Regions from separate parts of the Homo sapiens genome. Here all the other regions are linked to region 2. Evidence: chromatin contacts called from ENCODE Hi-C or POLR2A ChIA-PET data. All regions are on one chromosome and are shown on one strand. Each heading gives the region's core, a stretch centred on a gene start or an enhancer-like site at or near the end of the contact. The rest is flanking DNA. Distances are from core to core; before and after follow the strand shown.

What was found. A loop is a pair of places that touch in the nucleus more often than their neighbours do. ChIA-PET counts read pairs that join two places held with the same protein, here RNA polymerase II (POLR2A). Pooled maps may share reads with other maps.
Region 1: POLR2A ChIA-PET joins it to region 2 with 18 read pairs in naive thymus-derived CD4-positive, alpha-beta T cell. The contact joins two enhancer-like sites. POLR2A ChIA-PET finds 5 or more read pairs at or near these places in 2 of 52 experiments (activated naive CD8-positive, alpha-beta T cell and naive thymus-derived CD4-positive, alpha-beta T cell).
Region 3: POLR2A ChIA-PET joins it to region 2 with 11 read pairs in activated CD4-positive, alpha-beta T cell. The contact joins two enhancer-like sites. A Hi-C loop is called at or near these places in 5 of 50 pooled maps. POLR2A ChIA-PET finds 5 or more read pairs at or near these places in 2 of 52 experiments (activated CD4-positive, alpha-beta T cell and activated naive CD4-positive, alpha-beta T cell).

The regions. Positions count from the first base shown.
Region 1 is chr1:226,465,067-226,468,933 of GRCh38, reverse strand. No RefSeq gene overlaps it. Among named protein-coding and RNA genes, the nearest start is that of PARP1, 59 kb to the right of the region's middle. Within about 2 kb of position 2,518, at least 3 of the 41 ENCODE cell types and tissues checked have a DNase peak (open chromatin) inside an H3K27ac peak, as active enhancers do.
Region 2 is chr1:225,443,254-225,447,282 of GRCh38, reverse strand. No RefSeq gene overlaps it. Among named protein-coding and RNA genes, the nearest start is that of LBR, 17 kb to the right of the region's middle. RefSeq lists enhancers at 1-10, 11-571, 572-1,132, 2,028-2,077, 2,578-2,647 and a cis regulatory region at 1,934-2,473. Within about 2 kb of position 2,247, at least 31 of the 41 ENCODE cell types and tissues checked have a DNase peak (open chromatin) inside an H3K27ac peak, as active enhancers do.
Region 3 is chr1:226,648,327-226,651,975 of GRCh38, reverse strand. ITPKB (inositol-trisphosphate 3-kinase B) reads left to right here. Exons shown (of 8, transcript NM_002221.4): 3 at 3,205-3,304. Among named protein-coding and RNA genes, the nearest start is that of ITPKB-IT1, 25 kb to the left of the region's middle. RefSeq lists an enhancer at 1,949-2,038 and a silencer at 1,834-2,128. Within about 2 kb of position 1,340, at least 2 of the 41 ENCODE cell types and tissues checked have a DNase peak (open chromatin) inside an H3K27ac peak, as active enhancers do.

The sequences.
Region 1 (3,867 bases), core at 1,269-3,768, 1.0 Mb before region 2:
CATAAAGGGCTACAGCTGTACTGCTGCACATTCTATTGGTGTCCTGGGTGCTCATTCTTTGATATTTGTTTAGTTCACTGCCTATATCCAACCCCACCTTCTCCTCCACAACCACACATACATGCTATGCACCTTATTTCATTGATTCTAAGGCACACATTTTTAAAATTTAACCTCTCTGAAATTGGGATGCATCTCACATCAACATGATAAGAAAAAAATAGCCTTAGTTTATTTGGTAGAGTGTTATCTCTTTTTGTGGTACATAAAATAATGATGCTTCTGACAGTCAATGGTAGCTCAGAGAAGACTAAATACAGGGTATATATTCATATATACAAAGTACTTCATAATTAATTTTTAAATAAAAGCTTTATTGAGGTTAATATACCATGCAATTCACCCATTTAAAGTGTACAATTTGATGGTTTTTAGTATATTCACCGAGTTGTACAACCATCCCGCAATCAATTTTAGAACATTTTCATCACCCCAACAAGAAACCCTTTGCCCATTAGCAGTCACTCCCCATTTCCTCCCACCCCACGCTCCCAGCTCTGGGCAACCACTCCTCTACTTCCTGTCTCTTTAGATTTGCGTATTCTGGAAATTTCATGTAAATAAAATCATACAATATGTGATCTTTCTTGTCTGCTCCTCACACTCAGCATCATGTTTTTGCAAGCAGTCCATTCACTCCTCAGCTCACTCGACTCGTGCTTCTGAACCCACTTGATTGAAATGACCCTGTCTACAGCCATACCACCGTGAACACACCCAAGCTCATCTGAAATGACCCTGGTGTGAGCCACAAGTCATTGTACAGTCTAGTGGCCATTTCTCAAGCTTCATTTCAACCTCATTCAGCACAAACAGCCGAGTGTTGACTAAATGCCAATTCCCATTGGCATCACTCACCTCCTCTCCCTGAGATGTTCCTTCCTTAACTTCTGCATCTCATCCTCATTCTCCTTTTTCTCTGTCTGCTGCCTTGGGTCTTCTCCTCCTGCTCCCTCCTAGGTATAGGAATTCTTGAAGTCTCTATCCTTGTCATTTGTCTCCTCTTCCAACAGTCCCTTCATCTAGGAGGACTGGCGTCCTCCACGATCAGCTGCTCAAGCTTGCATCTTCAGCCCCAATCTCTGCATTTCCAACTGTCTGCTAGACATTTCTCTCTAGGTGTTCCACGGGAACCTCACACTCCACACTGCAGGGAATCTCTCCCCCACATAACCCAGCACTTCCAATTTTGCTTAAGCCATTCAACAAATTCTGCCTTGTAGTTTTCCATTCAACAGGTTACTGAGCATCTGCTAGCTGTCAGACACTGCTCCAAGTGCCAGAGACACCTTAGAGAAGAAAACAAATCCCTTCTCTCATGGAGCTTCCACTCTAGTGAGGAAGACAGATGGTAAACAATTAACTCTGCAATATGGCGGGAGGTGATAAGTTCCTAAAAAAAAATTAAAGCAGAGCAAGAAAATAAAAAAGTGTCAATGGGGTGTGTTGGTTTTTCTCCACATGCTGCCCCTCCTTCCCATCCATTCTCCTCCCTCAGAGCTCTGTGACCCCAAGTGCTGACCCATAATGACTTTCCCTCAAGCTCCCCTGCCCTCTGACTTCTTGTTGGATTCAGCCAATGAGAGGCAGGACGAGGAGATGAGTGAATTGGAGGCAGTGGTGCGCTAGTCAATGTTTATCAGCCAGCTCTCCAGGGAAAAATATGTCCTGATTTGTAGTATTTGCCCATTTCTGTGGTGCAAATACTCCCACCATGAGAGATTCCAAACTGCCATCTTGACACTGGAGTTAGAATGCACTGCATACAATCAGTCCTCATAAACCGGTATGGGCCAGTTCCAATACACCACTGGTGAGAGGGGAGGGAGATCCAGGAGCGTCTTCCTTACTTCCTCCCACCCTCAGTTCAGGCAGGGCTGCATCCCTCGAGGATTACAGCTCTATCCAGAAGAGCCTCTTCCATCATCCACTTGCAACTAGATGCACATACACCATTCCCTTCTCCTACCCCTCCAGCCCAGGATTGGGAATGGCTTCTCAATGACGCTGGTCCCTGGGAGCCTCAGTGTCCCTAGTTAGTTCCCTTTTCCTGCTTCCACCTTTTCCTGAATGCTCTTCAAAATCCCTATGGAACGTACTTTCTGTTTCCTGTGGGACCATGACTCAGGCAGCACGGTGGTCATTTTTTATCAAGTGCACAAGATGGCCTTTCTTGTACTGTAACATTGAGGCAGAGAACTGAGGGAGTGAGACATGGTTTGTGCGGGTCTTGCTTCCCCTCCCCACATTCCCCACGCCCCATGCCTAATAACAATCTTTCCTGTGTTTGATTTCCTGCAGTGCCAATCCCAGTGCCTCACACGGCAACATTTGTTGCATTGTATAGAATCAAGAACATCTACTGCTTTTCTTCTGCTCTCTAAAAAGTGTTCCTTGTTCCTATGAATTTCGCTAATGCTCTTTCATGCTTCCTTTGAATCTTCAGCTGGCCCCATGCCCAGCTAGTCAGTGCTAGTAGGAGGTGGCGTAAAGCCCTCCTACAAAAATTACAGTCCTCTTATAAAAATTGCTGGATTCTGGGCCAGAGTGGATAATTTACACACATTTAGATGATGAATTCAAAAGCCACTAAATCCAAGCCTGTGAAATACAAATCAGCACAATTTGCTGCAATTATATTTAAACTCAATGGAAAGGCCAAATTGGTGAAATGGCATTCCATGGTTTTGCCATCTTACAGAGCAATTCCCACCAGAATTCACGCCTCAGACTCGAGTCTGAGATGATAACATTCCAATATGATTCCTGCATGTCCAATGTTGTTAACCCCAGTGAGCCGAGGCAGGGTGGCTGGATGAGGCCCAAGGTCTATGCTCTCTCCACTACCCAGCTGGGCCCTTTTAGACACCCCATCTGCGGAGGTAAAGTTGACTTGGGAGGGAGAATGGGCTCTTTTTGGAGATTAGGATCAGTGTTGGAATTTGGGCTGAATTTGGAGTTGTGATTGCATTTAGGGTTAAATTTAGGGAAGGGGTTACAGTTAGCAATGAAATTAGAGTTAAGATTCAAAAAAGGATAAGAAGGTTAAAATTGAGGTTAGAGATGGGGTTAGTATTGAAGGGGAGTTAAGACGTTCGGGTTGGTATCAAGGTTAAGGTCAGCATTTGGGCTACAGTCTGGGTGAGGATTAGGATTGGAGTCAGTTACAGTTAATGTTAGGGTTAGTGTTGGGGTTAGGGTTATGGTTAGGGTTAAGGTTAGGATACCAATTGGATTGAAGGATCCTCGCCTTGGCACAATGGGGAGGAGTGCGCAAAACCACATCACGGATGTTATCTTTACAGGCCCAGGGGCAGCATGAACATCAGGTTAAGATTAGGGTTGGTGTGCTGGGCACAGTGGCTCATGCCTATAAGCCCAGCACTTTGGGAGGCTGAGGCAGGTGACTCACCTGAAGTTGGGAGTTCGAGACCAGCCTGACCAACATGGAGAAATCCCATCTCTACTAAAAATACAAAATTAGCCAGGCATGGTGGCGCATGCCTGTAATCCCAGCTATTCAGGAGGCTGAGACAGAAGCATCACCTGAACCCAGGAGGTGGAAGTTGTGGTGAGCTGAGATCACACCATTGCACTCCAGCCTTGGCAACAGGAGCAAAACTCCCGTCAAAAAAAAAAAAAAAGAAGAAGAGTTTAGGGTTGGTATGAGATTGCGGTAGGGTTAGTGTTAAGGAAGGGATGCTTGGATAGGGTATTAATTTGATATTGGTCTGAGGTTATGTATCCGAAATTGGTGGGTTCTTGGTCTCACTGACTTCAAGAATGAAGCCGCAGACTCTTGCAGTG
Region 2 (4,029 bases), core at 998-3,497:
GCAACAACGGTTGGGGTCATTAAAAGTGTCTTTGAAATGCAACCTTTTAATTACAGGAGGAATACTGCCCCTGGGAAGGGGCCTTTCTTCAAATGCTCCAGGAATTCCTTGGCCAATACACTCCAGGGGGAACACAGCCCAAAACGGGCCTGTGGCTGTGATCAGACCCAGGCATCCTGTCAAAACAGGAGCCTGGGAAGGGGAAGCTCAGGGAAGGAAAGGGGCTCCTCTTGGGAAGAGCAGGGGTGCTGGAGGAAGAAACCCACCCAGTCCCCTTTGGGCCTAACTTAAGATATGCTCACCGGCTCTCTAGCACGCAGTTTTCCCCAGGAGGTCCCTTGGCCATGACCCAAAGTTAGGAACTAGGGGTCTGCGGACGCCTCCTCCTCCCATATCAGAATATGCTCTCCACCGCCTGCACGGTGGCATTGGCTTTCTGGAGCTTTAGGGCCAGCAGGGGCAGCAACCATCTTCCCACGTGTCTCAGGCTGACTGCACACAGCTCCTCTCTTTGTTTTCAGAAGCCAAAAAGAGCCAGGCAGGCCAAAGCGGGAAAAGGGGGGGCTTCTAGGAAACACCTGGGGTGGCTGGGCAGAGGTGAGATGTGACCCTGGCTAGCCTGAGGGCTCCCTGTGGCTTTCGATGGCCAGCCTGTGATAAAGCCCTGAGAACTCCATCTCCTGTGATTTTCCTGGGGTACTGATTTTCCCCTCCCTGGGAGTCTAGGTGTTTGTTTATAATATCCAAGAATGCTAATTGAGATCAAAGTGACTCTGAAGTTCACCCTGGGGGTGCTGCAGTCTGAAAGGTGTTTTGCAAAGACACGATCTTGGTTAGCCCTTCCCTGGCGCTATGCTGCAGGAAGCTTCTCACAGGGAATAGTCCACACTGTAATCTACCTCAGGCAGGTGTGCTGCTGGGAAACTCAGTTAATGATGTCTAATCTTTAAGAGCCATGGGAAACTCAGGAAGACCTAGCTGGACAGATACTACTCAGACATTTTCTCAAATAAGTGTGGCAGAGCCACTCCTCATCTGGTTCTTCCAGTCTTAGTTACCTGCCGAGCCAGGTGTGGCAGGTGTCAGGTACAGGGATCTGGGAGCTCAGAGAGCAGTAGCAGGAGCTTTAGGCTTCAGTTTTTTCTCCCACTTGATGGCCCCAGACGCCTTGGTGAAGTGAAATGCTCCCTGCCTGGGGCTCCAGGATGCCTTCGAGTGACTGCCTTAAGGTTATTGTGTTTTCTTGTGGCTACGCCAGGATGTTCTGCTTCACCAAGCATTTCCATCCTCAATCGTCATGTCCCTACTGAAACTCTGTGTTCTCTTCTCAAGCAATTTTCTGGTAAAAACATTTTCCTGGCTAGCCTGTAAGCATTGCTGTCTAGCTTTTGTGTTAGCACTGATTCAGATGGCCACTACCCACTCTGTGCAGCAGACTTTCAAGACCAAGCAGACTGATAGGCAGGCAGGAGGGTGGAGTTCTCTACCTGCTGGAATGCCCTGAGGCCCAGAGAAGGGATGGACAGGGCATCAGTGTCTCTCCCGTGTCTCTCTTGCCTTCAACCACTGACTCACCCATGTTGTTTCTCACTTAAGTTAAAACACACAGAGGGGCTGTTCTTAGAGAAAGTCTAACTCGGCTGGGCGTAGTGGCTCACGCTTACAATCCAGCACTTTGGGAGGCCGAGGCAGGCAGGTCATCTGAGGTCAGGAGTTTCAGACCAGCCTGGCCAACATGGTGAAACCCCGTCTCTACTAAAAATACAAAAATTAGCTGGGCATGGTGGCGCACACCTGTAGTCCCAGCTATTCAGGAGGCTGAGGCAGAGAATCGCTTGAACCTGGCAGGCAGAGGTTGCAGTAAGCAGAGATCACCATTGCACTCTAGCCTAGGTAACAAGATCGAAACTGTCTTAAAAAAAAAAAAGTCTAACTCTACTTTTGATCAAATTGTATTCTTGCAAACAATTTTGCAAGAAATTGATTGTCTCATTTTGATGCCATGATGACATTTTGGGAAATGTTTCCAAGTTGTTACAGTTTTCTAGCTGCCAGGACCTGGGTGCTTCCTGTGGCAGACAAAGGGTGACTCCGCGCATAGGGTGCCAAGAGGGAGGGCTCCACTCCATTCTGAACTTTTACACATCAGCCTCCTGCAAGATAAGCTTCCTGGTTTTCATATTACAACATGAACCAAACCGCAGAGGTTATGACTTCTCTGTGTTTTAAGCCCTGCCCACTTCCTGCTCACGTGCCTGGTCTGCAACGACCATTTATTTCAGGATGTGAAGTCAAAAGCAAAGCCCAAACAATAGTGAGCGGCTTCTGAGCCAAGCTCGTCAGCCTGCTAACCCACTCAGAACTGCCCCATCTTCAACATGAACAAGTGCTTCTGGAACAAATACCAGCCAATTTCACACAGTCCAGGCCTTTGACATGAAATACGGATCAGCTCTACATTTATGCACGACAATGTCGATTTGTTATCTGTTGGAGTGATTGTATACCTTCGGTGGTAGAACTGAGGTTCCCAGGGGAGCTATTAAGAAAAAAGCTTTTCTGGCACGGGTGCGGTGGCTCACGCCTGTAATCCCAGCACTTTGGGAGGCCAAGGCTGGTAGATCACCTGAGGTCAGGAGTTCGAGGCCAGCCTGGCCAACATGGTGAAACCCCATCTCTACTAAAAATACAAAAATTAGTTGGGCGTGATGGCGCATGCCTGTAATCCCAGCTACTTGGGAGGCTGAGGCAGGAGAATTGCTTGAACCTGAGAGGCAGAGATTGCAGTGAGCCAAGATCGAGCCACTGCACTCCAGCCTGGGTGACAGAGCAAGACTCCATCTCAAAAAAAAAGAAAGAAAGAAAGAAAGAGTTTTTCTGGCTAGGTGTGGTGGCTTATGCCTGTAGTCTCAGCTACTTGGGAGGCTGAGGTGGGAGGATTGCTTGAGCTGGGGGAGTTTGAGGCTGCAGTGAGCTATCACACCACTGCACTCCAGCATGGGTGACAGAGCAAGACCCTGTCTCGGGGGAGAAAAAAAAATGCAAATGCTTTCCTGACAGAACTAAGAGAGTTTGGAACTAGGGTTCTATAAAGTCAGCCCTGGTGTGGGACTTCTGTTATTACAGAGAGTACAGAAAGTGTCCTAAAAGGACAGCTGGGTGGCTGGGCATGGTGGCTCACATCTGTAATCCCAGCACTTCGGGAGCAGAGGTAGGCGGATCACCTGAGGTCAGGAGTTCGAGACCAGACTGGCCAACATGGTGAAACCCTATCTCTACTAAAAATACAGAATTAGCTTGGCATGGTGGTGCATGCCTGTAATCCCAGCTACTTGGGAGGCTGAGGCAGGAGAATCATTTGAACCCAGGAGGTGGAGGTTGCAGTAAGCTGAGATTGCACCATGGCACTCCAACCTGGCCAAAAAGAGCGAAACTCCATCTCAAAAAAAAAAAAAAAAAAAAAAAAAAAAAAGACAGCTGGCCAAACAGCAATAGGCTGATCATGTGTATTTAGCGCACATGGGCACAGCCCATGGCACCAAGGGGGACATCGAGGTCACAGATGAAAAGACTTGCTCTCATAGTGCTTACAGTTTATGAGCCAACAGCCACGTTAAGCAACAGCCTTCACTGGATATATAATTAGGGGTGGGGTAGACACTTTCTACACCAAAGACAACTCTTTAGGCTCCAGATGGGATTCCGGCTGCTCCTGACTGGTCTCTCTTAGTCCTTCATACATCACACACCGTGGACTCTGAGTTACACGCCACTGGTCTCTCTTCCCAGCTCAGCCACTCACTCCGTGTGTCAGCCGGAGCAGGTCATTCAACCATTCTTTCAGTTTCTTCACCTGTGGAATGGGGATAAATGGACCTATCTCACAAGGACATTGAAAGGATTAATAGAGCGATTGCATGCAAAATGCTGGCACCTAGTGGAGTTGTAATCAGAGTAGAAAGACACTATCATGCGTCTCTGTATTCCCAGATACTGGCTGGCCTGCAGCGAGCCACAGCGTTACCATGG
Region 3 (3,649 bases), core at 91-2,590, 1.2 Mb before region 2:
AGAGCAGCCTTGGGACTGGGGGACTCTCAGGGCCTTGGCCACGTGGGACCTATTTTCATGGTGAAGAAATGGAGGAGGTGTGGGCAGAGGGGAGCCAAGCGGTAAAGGTGCCTGGTTTGGTCAGAGCTCAGCGATGTGAGAGGCTTGTGGATCCTTTGAACTGTCAGAAGACCCCCACCCTGGAGCACCCCCTCCTTTCTAGACCCCTGGTCTTTAGCCTCTGGGAGAGGTCCAAGAACTGGAAGTTTCTTAGCTTCAAATGGCCTTGCAGAGGCTAAGCCACACTGTCTCGCCCAGCATCTGTTCACCTTCCTGGGTCACAGGCTCCCTGCTCACTGTGTCTTGTGGGTCTCTGGAGAGCTGCACCCCAACAGGATGGGCATGACCCTGCCCCAGGCTCCGAGGTCTTTATTGTTCAGAACCTAGGCCAGCAACTCCACCTAGCACAGGACTGACCATTCTTGAAGTAACTTCAGAGACACCTGGGTCCCCTCCTTGAACACAGAGGGCTAAAGACCCTCCCACAGACACCCTGGTACCCACATCTCCTGACAGCTTTATCTCCTGGGAGAATGGGAATCTATGTGTCGCTCTTTTTACAAACAAGGACTAAGAACTTGTTCAAGGTCAGTCATTGAGGAGGAAAAGGGGAGCCGGGACTCGGGCCCAGGTTGGCCTGCCTCAACGCCCCACGCTCTCCCGAGGCCTCGCCTGCTCACCTATCTCCCTCTGTCTGCAGCCCCCATGCCCATAGCAGGTCTGGTTCCCAACCACTCCCAGTTCCAGTCCCCGGGCCTTTGTCCCCACACTCCCGCTGCCAGCTGTAGTCTTCTCTTTCTCTCCACTGAGTCTGGCCCCCAGCTGTCTCTGGTGGGTGCAGCCTCCGTAAGCTCCCTCCTTCTCCACAGTGAGCTGCCTTCTAGGGTCCTGGGACCCTTCCTCCATGCATGCTCATTTGCCTCCTCCTGTATACATAAAATATAAACTGGCACGCTGCAGCTGGGAGAGTAGCCCTCTCTAGTCTTCCTCGGAGGGGCCATTGCTGTTGGGATGAGGGAAGGTCACTTTCCAGGGCCCTAGAGTGTCCATCCATCCAAGGAGCCTGGTATACCAGCTGTCTGTCCCTCACCGGACACAGGAAACTGAGGCCCCAGGAGGGACTGTGAAACAGTGCAATGTGTGTTCTCCCCTGATAGGGACATGGCATGGGTTAGGGCGAGCCCTGGATTGAGACACTCTGGGCTCCCCTCCTCCCACACCACCCCTGAAGCCTGTCAGCCCCTGTCCTCTCTGAGCTCTGCTGCAGGGATGTGACCCACGGGTGGTGACCGGCTGTGCACTCTCCCCCTGGACCCACCGTAATGGCTTCCCCCTGAGCAGGGGCGTCCCCACGAGCCACTGCTGGGCTCATCTTGTGTAATGAGGTTTTTCCATTGTTGCCCTCATGCATTGTGTGCCCTGATTGTTTATGCAGCCTTCTGGGTGCTTAGATAAGAAATGCCTCCGCTGGCTCTAGCCTTCTTTGGCGATCTCCATCAGAAGGATCTAGGAAAAACATCCTTGTCAGTAAAGCCTCGGCCCTTTTGTCACATGGCCTCATGGGGCGCTGCCCTCTCTTAAGAATAGAATTGGTCTTGGCGGTGGGGTGAGAGTTTCTGGGATGGGGATAAGAATTACCAGGTTTAGTAAGGAAGAATTCCTCTCCTTAAATAGATTTTAACTTGAAAACCTGATGACAGAAGCGGCTGAGTCTCAGCAAAGAGAGAAAAAACAAAGGAGGCCGATTTCACCTTGACTTCACCTTGGGGACCCAGCAGCCGCCGCTGACCCCTGAGGGCTGCAGCTGGGCGCTTCGGGGCAAGGAGTGGGAACCACATCTTCAGTGTGTCCCCCTGTCAGGCAGTACCACCCTCATCTCCTCTGCAAGCCACATGGCTTCTGCTCTCCGTGGTTTAGCTGGTCCAGGATCCACTTTCTCAGGAACTCACAATGCTTCTCATTCAGGTTCTCATCGCCCCCCTGAGGACGGGTGTATTTTGGGGACACTTGATCTTCATCTCTGCAGCCTGTTCTTATTAAAGTTCACTTAAGGATATTTTTTCTAAAAATATGTTTTTTTTTTGTTTTTTTGTTTTGTTTTGTTTGTTTTTGCTGGGGAAGAAAAGAATTTTATTAATTTTATTTATTTTCAAGTAGTTGTATAAATGAATGTTTAAATCCCAGCTTCGTCATTTACCTCTCTGAGGCTCAGGCTCCACCAGATGGAAATAGAAAAGAATTGACTTGCATGCTCATTGAGAAAATAAAATAAGATGCTCAATATACCTTAGTTCTCCTTTCTGCCCAAAGGGCCTGCTCTCCCCAAACACACATGCACGCACACACATGCACACGCACACACTCATGCACACATATGTGCATATCACACACGCATGCACACACATGCACACATCACACACATGCACATATCACGCATGCACACACTGATGCACACATATGCACATACATGCACATATCACACATGCACACACACGCACACATACGCACACACTCATGCACATATCACACATGCACACACACTCATGCACACATGCACACAATCACATGCACACATGCACATATATCACATATGCACACATACGCACACACTCATGCACACATATGCACACACACATGCACACACACGCACACACACATGCACACTCCCAGTCCTGGCTGTTTTCACTGAAGAAACATCCTGAGAGGGCGGAGCGCGGTGCAGAGGAGAGAGCTGTGGGCTTGCTCCCTCCTGTGTGACCTGAAGCCATCGGTGCAGGTTCTGTTCTGAGGAATTTCTTTAAAGTCTCTCTTCAAACCACTCGCAGGCAAGAGGTGCCTCTGGTGCCTCCGCATCTACGAATTGAATATGAACTAATGTGGTGCGGCTGGGTGGTTGTGTCCTCTCCAGCCTTCCTTGGAGGGGTCGTTGCTCTTGGGACAGGGGAGTTCCCCTGAGCATTTTGCTCAGGCTGTTTGTTAAATGGGGTAAAGCCACCTCCCACCATGTGCCGCATAGGTGATGGTGGTGGCAAGGTCCTCAGAGCCCGTCAAGGGCCCTTCCCATCTTGTGGCCACAGGCAATGAGGGCCTTTGCTTTGAATTTGTCCTAACCAGAAATTAGTGGTTGTCTTTCTAATGTAGAGCTTTTTGTTTGTTTGTTTCTAGAGCAAATCATGGAGGAAGATAAAAAACATGGTGCACTGGTCTCCCTTCGTCATGTCCTTCAAGAAGAAGTACCCCTGGATCCAGCTGGCAGGACACGCAGGTAGACACAGCTCTCCCAGACTTTCCCAGCATGGTGCTCAGCCCTCTGGGGAGGTGCCCTGGACGCTGCATTCTGGGGATCAAAGCTCCAGAGCAAGTTCCCTCCAAGACTTTCTAGTCTGAAATCACAGCCACACTTGCAGGCTGCGGCCTTACCAATGCCTTGTAAATGCCATAGACAACGGACCTCTCTGGAGTCTGTGTTACCCCATCCTCCAAAACATGCATCCTCCCCTCCCTCGGTCTCTGGCTCTTATCTCTGTCTCTTCCAGTCTCTTTCTTTCTGTCTCTCTTCCCGTTGTATTCAATAAGACAGATGAAGCCATCAGTCTTTATAGCTTACCTG